Linked DNA regions of Homo sapiens: region 1 is linked to region 2. Evidence: read pairs that join two places in POLR2A ChIA-PET (ENCODE). Cell type or tissue: A673. All regions are shown on one strand. Links, peaks and the distances in the headings refer to the core of each region. The heading gives the core; the rest is flanking DNA. Region 1 overlaps ZNF114 (zinc finger protein 114). Region 2 holds the start of SULT2B1 (sulfotransferase family 2B member 1).

The links. ChIA-PET counts read pairs that join two places held together with the same protein. Peaks named below come from ENCODE experiments on the same cell type or tissue, not always from the same donor. Only the 100,000 strongest peaks of a DNase experiment are listed, where the experiment ranks them.
Region 1: POLR2A ChIA-PET joins it to region 2 with 11 read pairs; 4 of 35 experiments call an interaction of 5 or more read pairs at or near these places.

Annotation. Positions count from the first base shown.
Region 1 is chr19:48,274,477-48,284,728 of GRCh38, reverse strand. It overlaps ZNF114 (zinc finger protein 114), which reads right to left. Exons shown (of 6, transcript NM_153608.4): 4 at 4,921-4,998; 5 at 2,232-2,358. The coding sequence starts at 4,929. Among named protein-coding and RNA genes, the nearest start is that of ZNF114-AS1, 7.8 kb to the right of the region's middle. In A673, for the core only: no CTCF peak of the experiment used is centred there; a DNase peak (open chromatin) is centred at 7,038.
Region 2 is chr19:48,547,788-48,558,116 of GRCh38, reverse strand. It overlaps SULT2B1 (sulfotransferase family 2B member 1), which reads right to left and starts at 5,945. Exons shown (of 7, transcript NM_177973.2): 1 at 5,794-5,945. The coding sequence starts at 5,864. RefSeq lists a silencer at 3,791-4,085 and enhancers at 3,274-4,212, 6,001-6,525. In A673, for the core only: no CTCF peak of the experiment used is centred there; no DNase peak of the experiment used is centred there.

The DNA of each region.
Region 1 (10,252 bases), core at 2,253-10,252, 270 kb after region 2:
ACAGGCACAGTGGCTCACGCCTGTAATCCCAGCACTTTGAGAGGCTGAAGTGGGTGGATCACCAGAGGTCAGGCGTTTGAGACCAGCCTGGCCAATGTGGTGAAGCCCCGTCTCTACTAAAAATAGAAAAATTAGCTGGGCATGGTGGCGTGTGCCTGTAATCCCAGCTACTCAGGGGGCTGAGGCAGGAGAATCACTTGAATCCGGCAGGCAGAGATTGCAGTGAGCTGAGACTGAGCCACTGCACTCCAGCCTGGGCAACAGAGTGCCTGTTTTTTTCTTTCTTTTTTTTTCCTTTTAATTAAAAAAAAATTGTTTTTAAAGACAAAAAGAACAGTGTTTTGCCATGTTGGCTGGGCTGGTCTCGACTTCCTGGCCTCAAGTAATCCTCCTCCTGCCTCAGCCTCCCAAAGTGCTAGGATTACAGGTGTGAGCCACTGTGCCTGGCCTATAGGTCTCCTTAGCTGCTCTGTAGATAACAACTTGAAAATTATAAAACATTAAGTTTTCTCTTTGAGATATTCCTTCAGGTCCTGCATTCTGATGAAATGACTATGCTCACTGATCTGAGGAATGCCGTGAGAAACTGACGCACCAAAGAATGTACTTTCCTCATCCCGATGATTTCATCCCCCTTCCTCTGACCAATCAACGTCTCCAATTCTCCAGTCCCTTATCCTCCATGATCCCCTTAAAAATGAGAGCAGTGGCTCATGCCTGTAATGCCAACACTTTGGGAGGCCGAGGTGGGCGGAGCACTTGAGGTCAGGAGTTTGAGACAAGCCTGGCCAACACAGTGAAACCCCGTCTCTACTAAAAATACAAAAATTAGCCAGGTATGGTGGTGCATGTCTATAATCCCAGCTACTCGGGAGGCTGAGGCAGAAGAATTGCTTGAACCCGGGAGGTGGAGGTTGCAGTGAGCCGAGATCGCGCCACTGCACTCCAGCCTGGGCAACAAGAGTGAAACACAGTCTCAAAAACAAAAAAAAAACAAAAACCCCAGAACCCCCCAGGGAGAAGAATTTGAGCGTCTCCTCCCATCTCCTCGGTTGGCACCATGTAATCATGCAACTTTCTCTTTTCTCTGTTGCAAACCCTGCTGTCTCAGTGGCGAGCCTGTTGCTCTGTTACCATGCTGCTGGCTTACAAACCTGTTGGTCCTGTAATGTTCACATCTACCTGGTACTGAGATGCATAAATGCCTGGACAAAACTGCCCTGCACTGTTTTCAGACCACTTCTTGCTCCAAATGAGAGGGCAGACTGGGTTTGCCTAGTTGAAATCCTGCTCACTGGGCAAGCATGTGGTATAAAGGAACTGTGCCGAGACTTTCTGTCAAATGGACACAGGCTTTGGTTTGCTGGGGTTCTGAAGCTGATGATGTGTGAATAGAAGTGCAACAGTGGTCCCTCTACTTTTCTCATCAATGCACTAAAACTCTGCCAAAAGGGCTCAAAACGACCCTTTTCCTGTGCACCATGTTCACCTACATAAGGATCCCCCAAATTCTGTTCAATCACGAAGAGAATAAAAATGTAATGCATTAGCTGGGGGTGGTAGAGCATGCCTGTAATCCCAGATACTCAGGAGGCTGAGGCAGGAGAATTGCTTGAGCCCAGGAGGCGGAAGTTGCAGTGAGCCGAGATGGTGCCACTTCACTCCAGCCTGGGTGACAGGGTGAGACCCCATCTTAATGAAAAGAAAAATAAAGGCTGGGTGTGGTGGCTCACGCCTGTAATCCCAGCACTTCCGGAGGCCGAGGTGGGAGGATCACTTGAGGTCAGGAGTTCAAGACAAGCCTAGCCAACGTGGTGAAATCTGCCTCTACTAAAAATACAAACAAAAATTAGCCAGGTGTGGTGGTGTGCACCTGTATTCCCAGCTACTAGGGAGGCTAAGGCAGAAGAATTGCATGAACCTGGGGGGTGGAAGTTGCAGTGAGCTGAGATGATGCCGCTGCACTCCAGCCTGGGAGATAGAGTGAGACCCTGTCTCAAAAAATAAATAAAATAAAATAAAATAAAATAAAATATAAAATAAAATAAATAAAGTAATGCAACAAACTGACTTCCAGTTTCATGGTGAACCCTACACCTACTACCTGGGGGGCAGCAGCTGTGTCTCTGGAATTTAACCCAGTTCCCATTTTCCAATGCACTTCCCAGAACACGGTTCCAAACCAGCACTGGTCCCATCACGGACTAAGTGCAGGAAGGGGGCCTCCTTACCTATGAATGCCAAGTTCCTAGAATTTTCCAGCATCACGTCTCTGTAGAGATTCCTCTGAGCTGGGTCCAGCAGGGTCCACTCCTCTTTGGTGAAGTTCACAGCCACGTCTGCGAAGGTCACCGAGTCCTAAAATAACACATGCAGTTTGGCTCGGAGGGGTGTCCTGTTATCAGTTTGAACTGTGACCCCTTTCTCCACAGAAAAAGGTAGGTTGAGGTCTTAACCCTTGGTACCTGCAAAGGTGACCTGATTTGTGAACTAGAGTCTTTGCAGATGTCAATGAATTAAGATGAGGTTGTGGCCGGGCGCGGTGGCTCACACCTGTAATCCCAGCACTTTGGGAGGCTGAGGCAGGTGGATCACAAGGTCAGGAGTTCGAGACCAGCCTGGCCAGCATGGTGAAACCCCGTCTCTACTAAAAATACAAAAAATTAGCTGGGCATGGTGGTGGCGGGTGCCTTTAGTCCCAGCTACTCAGGAGGCTGAGGCAGAGAACTGCTTGAACCTGGGAGGTGGAGGTTGCAGTGAGCCGAGATCACACCACTGCACTCCAGCCTGGGCTACAAAGTGAGACTGTCTCAAAAAAAAAAAAAAAAAAAAAAGATGAGGTTGTACTGGGGGTTGGGTGGGCCCTAATCCAGTGACTGGTGTCCTTATAAGAAGAGGAAATCTGGCCAGCTGCAGTGGCGTATGCCTGTAATCCCAGCACTTTGGGAGGTTGAGGTGGGACGATCGCTTGAGGCCAGGAGTTCAAGACCAGCTTGGGCAACACAGTGACAACCCGTCTACAAAAAATAAAAAAATTACCCGTGAGTGTGGGCGGGTGCCTGTAGTCTCAGCTACCCGGGAGGCTGAGGAGGGAGGATTGCCTGAGCCTGGGAGGTGGAGGTTGCAATAAGCTATGATCCTCCCACTGCAGTCCAGCCTGGGCAACAGAGCAAGACCCTGTCTCAAAAAAACAAACAAAATATAAATTAAAAAAAAAAAAAAAAAAAGAAGGGGAAATGTGGACAGAGGGAGGGAAACAGAGGGAAGAATGTCATTTGGTGAGGGAGGCAGAGACTGGAGTGATGGGTCCACAAGCCAGGGAATGCCAAGGACGCCAGTGACTACCAGCAGCTAGGTAAGAGCATGGAACAAATTCTTTTTTGGAGCCTCCAGAAGGAAGCAACTCTGCCGCTATTTTGATCTCGGACTTCCAGCCTGCAGAACTGTGAGAAAATCAATGTCTGTTGTTTAAGCCACCCCATCTGTGATAGTTTCATCAGCCTGAACAGCCTAATGCAACAGGAAGAGGTACAGTCGATTGGTAGAGACTGACGTCCGGTCGTATGACTCAGGTGCTCTTTCTTCTGAGACAGGGTCTTGCTCTGTCACCCAGGCTGGAGTGCAGTGGTGCAAATGCAGCTCACGGCAGCTTCGAACTGCTGGGCTCAAGCGATCCTCCCACCTCAGCCTCCCAAGTAGCTGGGACAGCCAGCACACACCATCACCTGTGGCCCTGTCTCAGGAAAAAGAGTACCTGAGTCACGCGACCGGACTTCAATCTCTACCAGTTGACCAACTGTGTGTCTTTCTCATGCATTAGCCTGTTCAGGCTGTTATAACAAACTATCACAGAGGGGTGGCTACTCCTTAAACCCTGGCCGGGCATGGTGGCTCGTGCCTGTAATCCCAGCACTTTGGGAGGCCGAGGTGGGCGGATCACCTAAGGTCAGGAGTTCGAGACCAGCCTGGCCAACATGGAGAAACCCCATCTCAACTAAAAATACAAAAATTAGCCGGGCGTGCTGGCAGGTGCCTGTAATCCCAGCTACTCGGGATGCTGAGGCAGGAGAATCACTTGAACCTGGAAGGCGGAGGTTGCAGTGAGCCGAGATCATGCCATTGCACTCCAGCCTGGGCAACAAGAGTGAAACTCCGTCTCAAAAAAAAAAAAAAAAAAAAAATTTGGAGTGGGGCACGTCTCAGTCCACTGCTTGTCATCTGCAGGTCATGACAGTTGCGGGAGATGCTGCCACTGCCCGCTCCATAAACGCCTAGTGTCCCCTGTGAGACCCTGAGTTCCTTAAGACAAAAACACTTTCTTTTTATTTTACTTTATTATTATTTTTAGAGACAGTCTTACTCTGTCACCCAGGCTGGAATGCAGTGGAGTGATCACTCCTCATTGTGGCCTCAACCTCCTGGGCTCAAGCGATTCTCTCACCTCAGCCTCTTAAGTAGCTGGGACGACAGCCGTGCACCACCACACCAGGCAAATTTGTTTTATATTTATAGAGACGGTGGTCTTGCTACATTGCCCAGGCTGGTTTTGAACTCCTGGCCTCAAATGATTCTCCTGTCTCACCCTCCCAAAGTCCTGGAATTACAGGCTTGAGCCACTGCACCCCACCAAAGACACTTTCAGCTCCTTTCTTAGTGTGCTTTGCAGCAGAACGTGAAGCCCACTGGCAGCCAGGATGAGGTGTGGAAAGGACCAGTCAGTACTGGGGTGGGGGTGGTCCCAGGAGAATCCCCAGGGCAGCATCTCTCTCCAAGCAGAGGTGCAGAGACCTAGGGCAGCACGGCTGGCGGGGGGCCCTGCCTGGCTCCATGTGCTTTACCTGACTCCCAGCCACAGGCAGAGGCACATTGACTCGTGGGAACGACAACACGCTTCTGGGAGAGGGTGAGCTGCCAACTTACCTGGGACATATTTGTCACCAACGTGACGGCCAGTCCTGGCTTCCCCGTGTTTCCTTCAAGGAGGCAGGTGAGGCAGAGCTTGGGAGAAGAATGGAGCTATGAGAATCCAGGCACCCTGCCTTCCCCACACTCGTATGTGGATCCTGCCTGACATTAATCTCAGCATATAAATGCACGTGTGCACACACTTCCCCACCACAGCCCACAACCCCCACCCCCTCTACACCCACCCACCCACACACCCACACACCCCCATCCCCTCACTCCAACCCCCTTACGCCCACCCACCCACACACCCCATCCCCCCACCCACACACACACTCACACACACACCCACACACCCCCATCCCCCCACCCCCGCCCCCCACACAGACACCCACACACACACCTATATTTTAATTTAATTTTTTAGAGACAGAGACTTGTCCTGTTGCCCAGGCTGGAGTGCAGTAGTGCAATCATGGCTCACTACAGCCTCAAACTTCTGGGCTCAAGTGATCCTCCTGCCTCAGCCTCCTGAGTAGCTGAAGGTACAGGCATGGGCCCCCATGCCTCCTAATTTTTCATATTTATTTTCATAGAGATGGGGTCTCACTATGTTGCCTAGGCTGGTCTCAAATTCCTGGCCTCAAGCAGCATTTTTTTTTAATCGAGGTGAAATTTGCATATCATGAAGTTAACCATTTTAAGTGAACAATGCAGTGGCATTTAGTGCATTTGCAATGTTGTACAAACGTCACCTCTACCTAGTTCCAAATACTTTTCATCACCGCAAAATAAAACCCCATCCCCCTTAGCAGTCACTTCCCATTCTCCCCTTCACCCAGCTGCTGGCAGCCGCTAATCTAATTGCAATTTTTTTTTTTGAGACGGAGTCTCACTCTGTTGCCCAGGCTGGAGTGCAGTAGCACGATCTCAGCTCACTGCAGCTTCCGCCTCCCTGGTTCAAGTGATTCTCCTGTCTCAGCCTCCCGATTAGATGCCATTACAGGTGCCTGCCATCACACCTGGCTAATTTTTTGTACTTTTAGTAGAGATGGGATTTCGCCATGCTGGCCAGGCTGGTCTCGAACTCCTGACCTCAAGTGATCCGCCCGCCTCGCCCTCCCAAAGTGCTGGAATTAGGGGTGTGAGCACCGCACCTGGCCCATAGCGGTATTCATTACAGCCCAAAGTAGAGACAACCCAATACTGATCAATGCATGAACAAAGAAAGCAAACGTGGTCTATCCGCACCATGGAATATTACCCAGCCATAAAACGGACTGAGGCACTGACACACACTACAACCCAGTGAGCTCTGAAAACAGGATGCTGAGTGAACGAAGCCAGACACAAAAGACCACAGTGTATGACCCCATTGAAAATGAAATGTCCAGAATAGGCGAATCTATAGAGACAGAAAGCAGATCAGAGGTTGTCCAGGGCTGGGGGAGATGAGGGACTGGGAGATGACCACTGAAGGATACAGGGCTTCTTTCAGGGGTGATGGAAATGTTCTAAATTTGAGGGACGTACACGTCTGTGAATATACTAAAAGCCATTGAATTGCACCCTTTAAGAAGGTGAATTGGGCCGGGCGCGTTGGCTCAAGCCTGTAATCCCAAGACTCTGGGAGGCCGAGGCAGGTGGATCACTTGAGGTCAGGAGTTTGAGACCATCCTGGCCAACATGGCGAAACCCTGTCTCTACTAAAAATACAAAAATTAACCGGGCGTGGTGGCGCACACCTGTAATCCCAGCTACTTGGGAGGCTGAAGGCAGGAGAATCACTTGAATCTGGGAGGTGGAGGTTGCAGTGAGCTGAGATCGCACCACTGCACACCCCAGCATGGGCAACAGAGCGAGACTCTGTCTCAAAAAAAAAAATTTCAAATATAAGATGAAAAGTGTTCATGTTACTGGGAAGTCAGATTTTTAGTGTAAGAGGAAAAAGTTTCAAATATAAGATGAAAAGGCTTCATATCGTCACGAACACACACACACACACACACACACACACACACACACACACCCAATGCCTCCCTGGTCAGTCTATTCATAGAAAATGCTTAGAAGAATTAAGAAGCAGGAGGCAATGAACACCCTCGGAAACATGGCTGATCTGGGAACAGAAAATTCCCAGTGTGAGCCTTGCGGTGCCAGATGGCAGGGGAGCTGCCCTAGACCGCGTTAGGAGGATGCACAGCGGCTGGAAACGTCTCCCAGCGGCCGGATTTGAACTACAAAGTGAATCATTGCAATTGATGGAAACACACTGAACACTAAAAATACCTGCGCTCATAATGATACCCAGACAGAGAAAACCAGAGGGGGAAAAAAACACAAGCCTTGGTTAATAAAGAGGAAAAATTAAGCCTTTACTTTGCCTTTCCAATAAGAAAAGAAACGGAATAGCCTTACGGATGACGGAAAACTACAGAATTCCAGCTACATATTCATTTTTTTATTTTTATTTTTTGACACAAGGTCTCATTCTGTCATCCAGGTTGGAGTGCAGTGGGGAGATCTCGGCTCACAGCAGCCTCTGCCTCCTGAGTTCAAGTGATTCTCCTGCCTCAGCTTCCCAAGTAGCTGGGACCACAAGCGCCTGCCACCACGCCCAGCTAATATAACAAAAATATATATATTAAAAAAAATTTTTTTTTGAGACAGGGTCTCATTCTGTCGCCCAGGCCGGAGTGCAGTGGCACGATCTCAGCTCGCTGCAACTTCCACCTCCTGGGTTCAAGCAATTCTCCTGCCTCAGCAGCCTCCTGAGTAGCTGAGATTACAGGCTTGGGCCACCACGCCCAGCTAATTTTTGTATTTTTAGTAGAGACGGGGTTTCACTATGTTGGCCAGGCTTGTCTCAACTTCTGACCTCAGGTGATCCGCCTGCCTCGACCTCTCAAAGTGCTGGGATTACAGGCGTGAGCCACCACGCCCAGTCCCAGCTACATGTTTAGTTGGGACAATTGAATATTTTTAAAAATCACCATTTTGGGCTGGGCTGGGTGGTTCACACCTATAATCCCAGCATGTTGGGAGGCTGAGGCAGGAGGATCACTTGAGCCCAGGATTTTGATACCACCCTGGGCAACATAGCGAGGCCCCATCTCTACAAAAAATTTAAAAATTAGGTGGGCACGCTGGCGTGCGCCTCTAGTCTCAGCTACTCAGGAGGTTGTGGGGTGGGAAGATCATTTGAGCCCAGGAGGTTGATGCTGCAGTGAACTATGATTGCACTACTGCACTCCAACTTGGGTGACAGAATGAGGCCCTATCTCAACAAAAAAAAATCATCATTTTGCAACCTTAATAAAACAACTGATTCAGGAAATAAGACACGTCGGTGGACACAGAAAGGGGAGGCAGTCATTAGCAGGGTACGGAGGCATCACTCAGGACTTGCTGGGCGTAAAGGAATGCAACTTTCAGAGGTAAGGCTCTGCAGGTGCAGTGGCCTAAGGCTGTAATCCCAGTATTCTGGGAGGCTGAGGCAGGCAGATCACCTGAGGTAGGGAGTTTGAGACCAGCCTGACCAACATGGAGAAACCCCGTCTCTACTAAAAATACAAAATTAGCCGGGTGTGGTGGCACACGCCTGTAATCCCAGCTACTCGGGAGGCTGAAGCAGGAGAATCACTTGAACCTGGGAGGCGGAGGTTGCGGTGAGCCGAGATTGCACCACTGCACTCCAGCCTGGGCAACAAGAGCGAAACTCCATCTCAAAAAAAAAAAAAAAAAAAAAAGAGGTAAGAGGCTCTCTCACCTCCAGAAACTACCCCACCAATGTTAGCTTGACTTGTACAGGGACAAACAGCCATTATAGCTTTTTTTTTTTTGAGATGGAGTCTCACTCTGTCACCCGGGCTGGAGTGCAGTGGTGCGATCTCAGCTCACTGCAAGCTCTGCCTCCCGGGTTCACCCCATTCTCCTGCCTCAGCCTCCCCAGTAGCTGGGACTACAGGCGCCCGCCACTGCGCCCTGCTAATTTTTTGTATTTTTAGTAGAGACGGGGTTTCACCGTGGTCTCGATCTCCTGACCTCGTGATCTGCCTGCCTCGGCCTCCCAAAGGGCTGGGATTACAGGAGTGAGCCACCGCGCCCGGCAACAAACAGCCATTATAGTTACACTGATGTGATGAACACACCACCTACGATGTATCTTTCATTTTTATTTTGTTTAAATTTTTCTTTGTTATTATATATGTTTCAAGACAAGGTCTCGCTCTATCACCCAGGCTGGAGTGCAGTGGCACTAGCTTGGCTCACTGCAACCTCTGCTTTCTGGGTTCAAGAGATTCTCCTGTCTTAGCCTCCCAAGTAGCTGGGAGTACAGGCGACCACCACCACGCCTGGCTATTTTGTGTGTGTGTGTGTGTGTGTGTGTGTGTGTGTGTGTGTTTTAGTAGAGACAGGACTTCATCATGTTGGCCAGGCTGGTCTTGAACTCCTGACCTCAGGCGATCATCCTGCCTCAGCCTCCCAAAGTGCTGGGATTAAAGCCACGAAGCCTGACCAACCTAGGATGTTTCTGTCTCCCTCCCTCCCTCCCTTCCTCTCTCTTTTTCCCTCCCTCCCTCCCTCCCTTCCTTCCTTCCCTCTCTCTTTCTCTCTTCCTCTCTCTTTTTCTCTCTCTCTTTCTCTCTTCCTCTCTCTCTTTCTCTCTTTCTTTCTTTTTTGAGACAGGGTCTCACTCTGCTGCCCTGGCTGGAGTGCAGTGGTGTGATCAGAGCTCACTGTAGCCTTGACCTCCTGGGGTCAAGCAGTCCTCCCACCTCAGCCTCCCAAAGTGCTGGGATCACAGGCGTGAGTCACCGTGCCTGGCCAGGTCTAACTTTCAACGACACAAGGAACAACCACACAAATGCACAGGCGTGGACGTTCTGCCATTCTGACTACCCAGGGACTCCAACTAGTAAATGTCATGAACAAAGGGAGGCAAGTTCGAGGGTGTGAGCCCTGGAAGAGAAACGCACACAATGTGTTTGCATCCTGCCTAAAGAAACATAACTCTAGGCCAGGCGTGGTGGCTCACGCCTGTAATCCCAGCACTTTGGGAGGCCGAGGCGGGCAGATCACCTGAGGTTGGGAGTTCGAGGTCAGCCTGACCAACATGGAGAAACCCCATCACTACTAAAAATGCAAAATTAGCCCGGCATGGTGGCACATGCCTGTAATCCCAGCTACTAGAGAGGTTGAGGCAGGAGAATTACTTGAACCTGGAAGGCAGAGGTTGCGGTGAGACGAGATTGCACCACTGCACTCCAGCCTGGATAACAAGAGAAAAACTCTGTCTCAAAAAAAAAAAAAAAAATATATATATATATATATATATATAAAAGTT
Region 2 (10,329 bases), core at 1,447-9,446:
ACGGCTGTAAGGATTAGATGAGGTAATACAGACAGCACTCAACAGGTTGAGAACAACTGCAAGGATGTTACAGGGATTATAACATCCTGGGCTTGTCAGCCTACTGGGTCAGCAGCCCATCCTGCCTACCGCCTGTGCCAAATGTTTTCCTCTTACGATTTTATTTTTTTTAATTTTTTTAATTTTAATTATTTTTTGAGACAGAGTTTCACTCTTGTTGCCCAGGCTGGAGTGTAATGACACGATCTCGACTCACCGCAACCTCCGCCTCCTGGGTTCAAGCGATTCTCCTGCCTCAACCTCCCGAGTAGCTGGGATTACAGGCATGCACCACCATGCCCGGCTGACTTTTTTCTATTTTTAGTAGAGACGGGGTTTCTCCATGTTGGTCAGCCTGGTCTCCAACTATCGACCTCAGGTGATCCGCCCACCTCGGCCTCCCAAAGTTCTGGGATTACAGGCGTGAGCCACCGTGCCCGGCCTCTTACGATTTTAATTTAGCCCTTATTATCCTTTTAAGTCCTTTTTACATACAAGACCACATGGAACACATATTAAATTTCTTTTTTCTTTTTTTGAGATGGAGTTTCAATCTTGTCACCCAAGCTGGTGTGCAGTATGCGATCTCAGCTCACTGCAACCTCCGCCTCCTGGGTTCAAGCAACTCTCCTGCCTCAGCCTCTCCAGTAGCTGGGACTACAGGCAAGTGCCACCACGCCTGGCAAATTTTTGTGTTTTTAGTAGAGACGGGGTTTTACCATGTTGGCCAGGCTGGTCTTGAACTCCTGACCTCAAGTGATCCGCCCACTTCAGCCTCCCAAAGTGCTGGGATTACAGGCATGAGCCACAGAGCCCGATCTCACATATTAAATTTCTCATAATTCATAATGAACCCCATAAACTAGAACATTCTGAGCGATGCATCTTGCTGATATCTCTGGGCCCCTTCCTGTGGCATCTACCCGTCCCTTGAGCTGCTATCCTGAATTAAATTCTGGTCAATTCCTTGTTTGGTTTTTATTTTATTTTTTTAGAGACGGGGTCTTGCTGTGTTGTCCAGTCTGGTCTTGAACTCCTGGCCTCAAATGATACTCCTGCCTTGGCCTCCCAAAGTACTGCAATGGACAGGAGCCACCATGCCTGGCCTAGGACAACTTTTTTTTTTTTGAGACAGAGTCTTGTTCTGTTGCCCAGGCTGGAGTACAGTGGCAGGATCTCAGGTCACTGCAACTTCCGCCTCCTGGGTTCAAGCGATTCTCCTGCCTTAACCTCCTGAGTAGCTGAGATTACAGGTGTGTGGCACAACTCTGGCTAATTTTTTTATTTTTAGTACAGATGGGGTGTCACCATGTTGGCCAGGCTGGTCTTGAACTCCTGACCTCAAGGGATCCACCTGCCTCGGCCTCCCAAACTGCTGGGATTACAGGTGTGAGCCACTGAGCTGGCAACTTTTTTTTTTTTTTTAAATCACATATGCGTGTATTCTGAAAACAATAGTTTCTCTCCCTGGAGGTGCTTAAAAAACGAACCATTTGAGAGCCACTCAGGTCTGCTGCAGGATGGCCCACCACGGGGAGTTTCCACGGCAGCTGGCCCTCTCCTGACCCAGCTGCCCCTTACTCTCCTGAAGCCACCTGTGTCCCTGTGCCCCAACCATTCCCTTTCCCAGCACTCCCTGCCCCTCCTCCCCGTCTGCTAACCCTGACTCATCCTGGAAGCTCCGGCTCAGAGGTTGCTTAATGGAGCCTCCATTCATTCATTCATTCTTGACGTCCTTTTCACAGATTTCCTACATTCATTTCCTATCCACGAACAGGCCAATATTTTGGTGCCACGGGGCAGATTTGAAGCTAGACCAGCGTGATCAGGGACCTGGGACCTGGCGTGGGTGTCTGCCTGCATTCTCTCATTCCCCTGGCCAAAAATCCTAAATTGCCCGTGTTGAATCTTAACGCCTGAGAAGTTTGGCAAAGGAAGGAGAGAGGGCAGAGGTCAGCCCAGGCAAAGGACACTGCGCTGGTGCACGCAAAGTCCCGAAAGTGGCGAAACCCTTTCTCTACTAAAGATACAAAAATTAGGCCGGGCGCGGTGGCTCACACCTGTAATCCCAGCACTTTGGGAGGCCGAGGTGGGCACATCACCTGAGGTCAGGAGTTCAAGACCAGCCTGGCCAACATGGTGAAACCCCGTTTCTACTAAAATACAAAAAATTAGCCGGGCATGGTAGAGTGTGCCTGTAATCCCAGCTACTCAGGAGGCTGAGGCAGAAGAATCGCTTGAACCTGGGAGGCGGAGGTTGCAATGAGCCAAGTTCGCATCACTGCACTCCAGCCTGGGTGACAGAGCAAGACTCCATCTCCAAAAAAAAACAAAAATTAGCTGGGTGTGGTGGCGCATGCCTGTAATCCCAGCTACTCTGGAGGCTGAGGCAAGAGAATCACTTGAATCCAGAAGGCAGAGATTGCAGTGAGCCGAGATTGTGCCACTGCACTCCAGTGTGAGCCACAGAGCAAGGCTCTGTCTCAAAAGAGAGAGAGAGAGAGAGAGAGAGAGAGAGAGAGAGAGAGGATGTCTCTGGGATCCCTATGCAAGGAGCCAGATAAGCAAAGAGAGAGAGAGAGAGAGAGAAGATGTCTCTGGGATCCCTATGGAAGGAGCCAGATAAGCAAAGGCACTGTGGCAGGGAACAAGCGTGGCCAGGGAATTCAAAGTAATAGAGTAGATAGGCCGGGCACGGTGGCTCACGCCTGTAAGCCCTGCACTTTGGGAGACCAAGGCGGGTGGATCACCTGAGGTCAGGAGTTCGAGAACAGCCTGGCCAACATGGTGAAATCCTGTCTCAACTAAAAATATAAAAATTAGCCAGGCATGGTGGCGGGTGCCTGTAATCCCAGCTACTTGGGAGGCTGAGGCAGGAGAATCGCTTGAACCTGGGAGGCCGAGGTTGTAGTGAGCCGAGATCGTGCCACTGCACTCCAGCGTGGGCGACAGAGTGAGACTCCGTCTCAAAAAAATAATAGTAATAATATTAACTGGGCGCAGTGGCACGCGCCTGTCATCCCAGCTACTCGGAGGCTAGAACCTCAGAGCGCCCGCTTCACCTCCCATCTGGGCTGAGTCTACCTCCTGGATCTCGCTCCTTCCTGGTCTTGCTCATCATCCCTAAATTCCCTGTCCAGGGCATGATAACAGTCAGGCTTCCCTGGTTCAAATCCTGGCCGTGCCCTGCTTGGCAGCTGTGTGACCCTAGGCAAGTTACTCAACCTCTCTGGGCCTCATCTCTGACACAGGATGACAGCAGTCAAAGTGGGTTCATCTCAGATGGCTGTGAGGATTAGATGAGGTAATACACCTGAACCTGGGAGGCGGAGGTTGCAGTGAGCCGAGATCGTTCCACTGTGCTCCAGCCTGGGTGACAGAGCCAGATTCAGTCTCAAAAAAAAAAAAAAAAAAAAAAAAAAAGCAGTAGAGTAGCTGGAATGCAGGTGAGGAGGCTGGGGGGGCGGGGTGGGTGAGGGCTGGGCGCTGAGGAATTCACTGGATGGCTGGGAGGAGGGGAGGAGCAGCCTGGGACAGCCAAGGCTGGAGTGGTGAGGTTGGGGGGAGATGAGGAGGCCTGAGCTGGGGCTGTGGCAACCGAGAGGAAGAACCAGGGCAGAGAGTCAGGGGACAGGGGTGGGGGTTGGGGACTGACAGGCTGGGGGCGAGCAGAGGGGGAAGTCGGGGCCAGGAGAAGCCCTGTGGATCTGAGCCAGTGATGGGGAGGGGACATCCCTGAGATGGGCAACCTGGGAGGAGGTGCGAATCTGGGGGGGTACGTGGCGTATCTGAGGGGGTCTGGGAGGGGCACATCCCGAAGGAAGTGGGCCCCAGGGGGATGCTCCAGCAGGCTCGCTGGGGAGAGGCACGCTTCCAGGCCTGGGGGATTCCAGAAGTGCCTGGAAGTTTGAGGTCCTAAGGGCACCCCCCCAGGGCTCTGCAGCCATCAGGGCTGGAGGAGTCTTGCAGGGGAGGGCTATTCTCCCCCACGATGACGAAACCGAGCTTCGCAGAGGGTCAGTGACTAAACCAAGGTCACCCACTTAGCGAGGTCACTCAGGGCGTTTTATGACCAGCTGGCAGAGCCGTCGCGGAGATAAAAAAAAGGCTCCCAGGTGCCTGGCTGGGGTGGGGGTGAGGCCTTCCCAGAGGCGGGAACCCTGGAGGCGAGCTGGCTTATCTGTTTATCTCTGGAGAGAAGAATTGCAGAACTCAGAAGTCCTGGATTAGACAATGTTGAGTAAAGAATGCTGGGGCCTCCCTCACGCAGAACTGGGCCAGCCTGGTCACAGCTCTCAGCCCAGGAGGCCCAGAGACATCAGGAAGCTTGTCTAGGTCACACAGCAATCAGGATTGAACTGCTCCTGTCTCTGGAGTCCCAGGCACCCAGGAAGGCCTCTTCATGCCCCAGCTTCTGGCTGAGGGAGGGGAGGGGAGGGCCTGAAACAGTGGAATGAAATGAGGCGGCCAGGCGTGGTGGCCCACGCCTGTAATCCCAGCACTTTGGGAGGCCGAGGCAGGTGGATCACCTGAGGCAAGGAGTTCAAGAACAGCCTGGCCGACATGGTGAAACCCTTTCTCTACTAAAAATACAAAAATAAAATTAGCCGGGCATGGTGGCGGGCTCCTGTAATCCCAGTTACTTGGGAAGCTGAGGCTGGAGAATCACTTGAACCCAGGACGCGGAGGCTGCAGTGAGCTGATATCGTGCCATTGCACTCCAGCCTGGGCAACAAGAGCGAAACTCCATTTCAAAAAAATAAAATAAAATAAGAAAGGAATGAGGCAACTGGGCTGAGAACAGGTCTTGGTTGTCTCCCTCCTCACAGCCCACGGTGGCTGGAGGGGCCCAGGCTGCCAGGAAGGTCTCACTTGGCAAGAGTGCAAGATACGAGGGGTTGGAGATTGTCTCAGCAGTTTGCTGTGTGATCTGGGGCAGGCTGCCTGCCCTCTCTGGGCCTCTGCGCTCCCCTAAAAGATGGAGCCACGGGGAGGGGTGTAAAGGGGACATCACCAAGGCTGTGAGGAGCAGGAGAAACCACAGGCTCTGGCGTGAGACAGACCGGGTTCAGATTTGCTTCTAGCTGCGTAATTGCGGTCATGTCGCGTTCCCTCCCAGCCTCAGTTTCCCCATCTGGAAAGCAGGTACTGTCAAAGTGTCTGACTCATCCCCAGGAAGAGGGAGTCACGCTGAGCTCATGGAAGTGGGCAGTGCTCTGCCCTAACCACTGTTAGGAGACCTGAAGAGTCCAGAGCCTGCCCTCTCCGCCCCAAGTGCCCTAGAACACAGCTTCTCCCTCTGGGGGTCTCAGCAGCATCCCAGTCTCTCCCATTTCACCCCCAAGCACCCCCGTTATTTCAGGGCTTGCATGGGGTGTCCTGGGTACTACAGGCTGTTGTGTTTCCTGAGCAACTACTATGCACCAAGCTGCCTGCTCTCTTCCACTGCTCTATCAGGGAGACACAGGGCTTGTGGGCCCCTTTGACAGACAGAAAAACTGAGGCCCGGAGAGCGACAGGGACACCCCAGGCATCCCCACTGGTGACTCAACACGGTCGGGTCCTCACTCCCTTCTCAGGAGGGACCTATACACCACACTGGATGCCCCAGCCCAGCCCAGCCCCTCCAGCTAAGTCTGGGCCAGGCCTGCGGCTGCGGGTGGCTGGAGGCCACCCTTGCCACAGTCCCCGGCTCCCCCAAACAGCCACCTCCTCCCTGGGATCTCCTGGCTCCTGCCCAGGTCTGGGCCTCACCTGATTTCCGAGATGTCATCTTCATAGGTGTCCCACAAGCCCGGGATCTGGGGCTCGGCGGGCCCGTCCATGGCAGGTGGGTGAGGGTGGGGAGGGGAGGACGAGCAGGGAGCAGGCGGCACAGAGGCCAGGTGTGCGCAGCGACAGCGTCTGCCACCTGGGGAGCCCGCCAGGTGCCTACTCCGTGCCCGGCCCAAGGGGAGGGGCAGCACCCAGCCGGTTCTCCCAGCTGCTACCCACGCCTCCAACAGCGGGGAGAGGCCAGAGGGAGCCACCCTGCTCTGAGGGCGGGGAGGAGCAGTGATGGGCACGTCCTGGCGTCTGGTGCTCAGCTGGGGGCAGAGTCCAGGGGGTCAGTGCCAAGCCCACGCCAGAACCTTCCGGGCTGGCAGTTCTGGGCCTGTGGGCACCCACCTGGAGCCCACGTTGCTCATTTGGGAAATGGCGCTGATCTCGCCCATCTCAGCGAGTTCATTCATTCATTCATTCATTCACTCATTCATTCCTTTATTCATTTGAGAAATATTTACTGAGCATCTCCTGTCTGCCAGGCGCTGTTCCAAGCACTAGGCCACCGCTGGGGAAGGGGCAGACAGAAACTTGCCCTCACGGGCTGACGCGTAAGGGGCACCCTGGAAACAGACACAGGGACAGAGGCACAGCCAGGACCACGGCAGCACAGACAGGGCGGGAGCCAGGGAGAAAGGGAGAGGGCAGAGGGCATGGGAGACAGAGACCAGGAGGGGACTGAGATGCACAGGGGCCAGAGACCTTGAGAGACGCAACAGAGATACACGGAGGGCGGAGACAGAGACACACGGACACCCAGAGGAGACAGAGACACACAGGGGTCAGAGACCCTGAGAGACCCAGCAGCGATATACAGAGGGCAGAGACAGAGATACATAGAAAGGTCAGGGACAGGGAGAGACACAGATATGAGAGACAACTGCCAGATATGGTTGGGCGTGAGAGTCTGAAGGTCACAGCCCTGGTTCAAATCCCAGCTCCAGTGCCTCCCAGCTGTGGGGCCGGGAACCATCTTGCTCATAGGCTCATCTTGCCTTAGTTTCCCCATCTGTGAATGGCACCCATCGGGCTGTTGTGAGGACTGAGGGAGACACTCTCAGCTGCTGGTGGAGGATCTGGTACACAGTGAGCTCAGCATAGACGGTGTTCTCTTCTCTTCTGCCCCCACCCCAAACCCTGGCCCTCCCCAGCTGTTGGTCCCTGACCCCTCAGAGTCCTGGAGTCATGAAGCCAGTCTCCCCACCAGTGGTGGCAGGTGCCTGTAATCCCAGCTACTTGGGAGGCTGAGACACGAGAATCGCTTGAACCTGGGAGGTGGAGGTTGGAGTGAGCTGAGATCACATCACTGCACTGCAGCCTGGGCGACAGAGAGAGACTCCATCTCAAAAAAAAAAAAAAAATGCCAAAAGAAAGCCTGTGCAATGGCTCACGCCTGTAATTCCAGCACTTTGGGAGGCCGAGGCGGGTGAATCGCCTGAGGTCAGGAGTTCAAGACCAGCCTGGCCAACATAGTGAAACCCCATCTCTACTAAAAATACAAAAAATTAGCTGGGCATGGTGGCAGGTGCCTGTAATCCCAGCTATTCGGGAGGCTGAGGCAGGAGAATCACTTGAACCCTGGAGGCAGAGGTTGCAGCGAGCCAAGATTGTACTGTTGCACTCCAGCCTGGGCAACAAGAGTGAAACTCCATCTCAAAAAGAAAAAAAAAAAAAGCCAAAACAAATAAAATTGTATATACTGACCAATTATTGTTGCATAGGTGAGGGGGATGGAAGACGTCAGACTCACCTAACAGATGCAGGAAGGGGGCCCAGAGAGGTAATGTGGCTTCCCCCAGGGCACACAGCACTGCCCGCCTTCACTCTGATGGTAAGCAGAAAAGGAGGGTTCTGGGGTATCCCATCTCTCAATTCACCACCCCAAGACCCGTCTCCAGGAGGCTGAGCTGTGGGAGCACCCGCCCCTGCCCCCAGCCACTACCGAGTCCACATCCTCAACATTCTGCCTTGATACTTTCAGTGTTAAGCCTTGATGTTCCTGCTGATAAAAAGGCTCTCTTGCAGGGTGGGTGGAAGGGTGAGAGGGCCAGGCATCCCCCTCTGAGGCTGAGTGAACCCCTCTGATGTCGGAGGTGGGGGACTGAACCATGACACCCCACCAGGCCTCCGGCTGGGCTGTCTTCACCTTTGTTTTCTATTCAATGACCCTTTGTCCCTGGCTCTGTGTGCTGCTGGGGTGGGGGGTTAGGGAGAGTCTGGGGAAGGGAATGCCCAGGTCCTTAGGGATCCTGAGAGGGAAACTCGCAGGCAGGTGCGGAGGCATCCCCGGGGCACAGGAAGGTTGGGGAGCAGTAGGGCCTGAGGTTGTGCCTGAGTGGGCAATGGAAAGAAACTGGCCAAACTAGGCGGCCTAAGACCCAGGGGAGGCTCCTACTGCAGGGCCTTTGCCCTTGCTATTCCCGCATGTTCCTGATACCTGGGAGCTTCGTGGGCTCCTATCGTCTGACTCTGCCCAGTGTCACCTCCCCCAGGCTCGTCCACCAACTTCTCCATTCCTCTTTCCTGTTTTACTTTTTCCCATAGCACTCGTCACCATCTGACCTCCTAAATGTTTTGCTTCTTTGTCTTGTTTACCATCTATCTCCCCACTAGACTGTCAACCCCATGAAAGAAGGGCTTGTTCTATGTCAAATCTGCGGTTATTTCCCAAGGGAAGAGCCTGGAATATAGTAAATGCTCAATAAGTGCCTGTTGATGGAATGAATGAATTGTCACAGGAAGACGTGATGGAATGAGTGAAGGTCATGGTGGTGCCAGGAGAAGTCCACTGAATCTCTGTGGAGAATGAGGAGGGAGCTGAGGAGATGCAAAAGCCTGATTCTGGAAGGCGAGGGGTCCAGACTCCTACAGAGGTGGCAAGGAGGAACCAGAAGACACCAGAGTGACATTTTAGCCAATTGTGAGAGTGCAGAGATACTAGTGGAGACCATCAACCCCCAGAAATGAATCTGAGGGTCTTGGACATCTGGGAGACAAGGACGAGACCAGAAGGATGAAGGAGTGGGCTGGGCTTGGTGGCTCATGCCTGTAATCCCAGCACTTTGGGAGGCCCAGGCGGGTGGATCACGAGGTCGGGAGTTCAAGACCAGCCTGGCCAACATAGTAAAACCCCGTCTCTACTAAAAATACAAAAATTAGCCGGGAGTGGTGGTGGGTGCCTATAATCCCAGCTCCTCAGGAGGCTGAGGCAGAGAATTGCTTGAACCCAGGAGGTGGAGATTGCAGTGAGCCGAGATTGTGCCACTGTGCTCCAGCCTGGGCAACAGAGCAAGACTCGGTCTCAATTAAAAAAAAAAAAAAAAAAAGATGAAGAGTGTGGGAAAATGCAAGTGGAAAACCCAGAGCCACTTGGTCATGGGTAGTGAGAGGAGCAAGGATTATACATCCATTCATCCCTCCAGCTGTTCATCCCTCTATCTATGCATCCACCTGTCCCTCTATTCATCCATCATCCATCCACCCGACCATCCACCCAACCATTCATTCAGCCACCCAACCACTTATCCAATCATCCATTCAACATCCATCTATCTACCCATCCAACCATCCATCCCTCCATCCATTCATCAGCCATCAAACCATCCACCTCTTCATCCATTCATCATCTATCCATCCATTCATCCATCCAACCATCTACTCAACCATCCATCTATCCAGCCATCCATCACCCATCCATCCATTTTCCATCCATTCATCTAGCCACCCAACCATCCAACCATCCATCTATCCATCCATCCTGCATTCATTCAGCCATTTATTCATCCATCACCCAACCATTCCTTCATCTATCCATTCATCCATCCATCCTGCCATCCATTCATCACTGTCTATCCATTCATCCATCCAAGCATCTACTCAACCATCCTTCTATCCATCCATCCATCCTCTATTCATCCACTCAGCCAGGTATCCATTCAACCAGCCATCTATGCATCCATCTTTCTATGCATCCTCCATCCATTCATCCATCCATCCAACCATCTACCCATCCATTCGACCATCCGTCCATCCATCCATCCATCCATCCATCCATCCATGCATCCACTCATCCATTCATCCAGGCATCCAATAGTCTATTTTTCCAACTAATATCTGTAGAGACCTCCTCTGGGTCAGTCTCTGATATTGTGTCCACAAACAAGACATGTAAGTAAATGGCTTACATCTGTGCTGTCCATCCCAGAAGCCACTGGCCATAGGTGGCTATTTAGCACCTATGTGCAATGTGACTGAGAAAGTGAAAATTTTCCATTTTATTTCATTTTAATTAATTTAAATAAATTTAATTTAAAAAAATTAAAATTAATTTAAATTAATTAAAATGAATTAATTTTATTTCATTTTAAAAATTTTTAAAAAATAAAAAATTATTTCATTTTAATTAATTTAAATGAAATTAAATTTTCATTTAATTAATTCCATTTTAATGTACCTTTTCGAAATTGA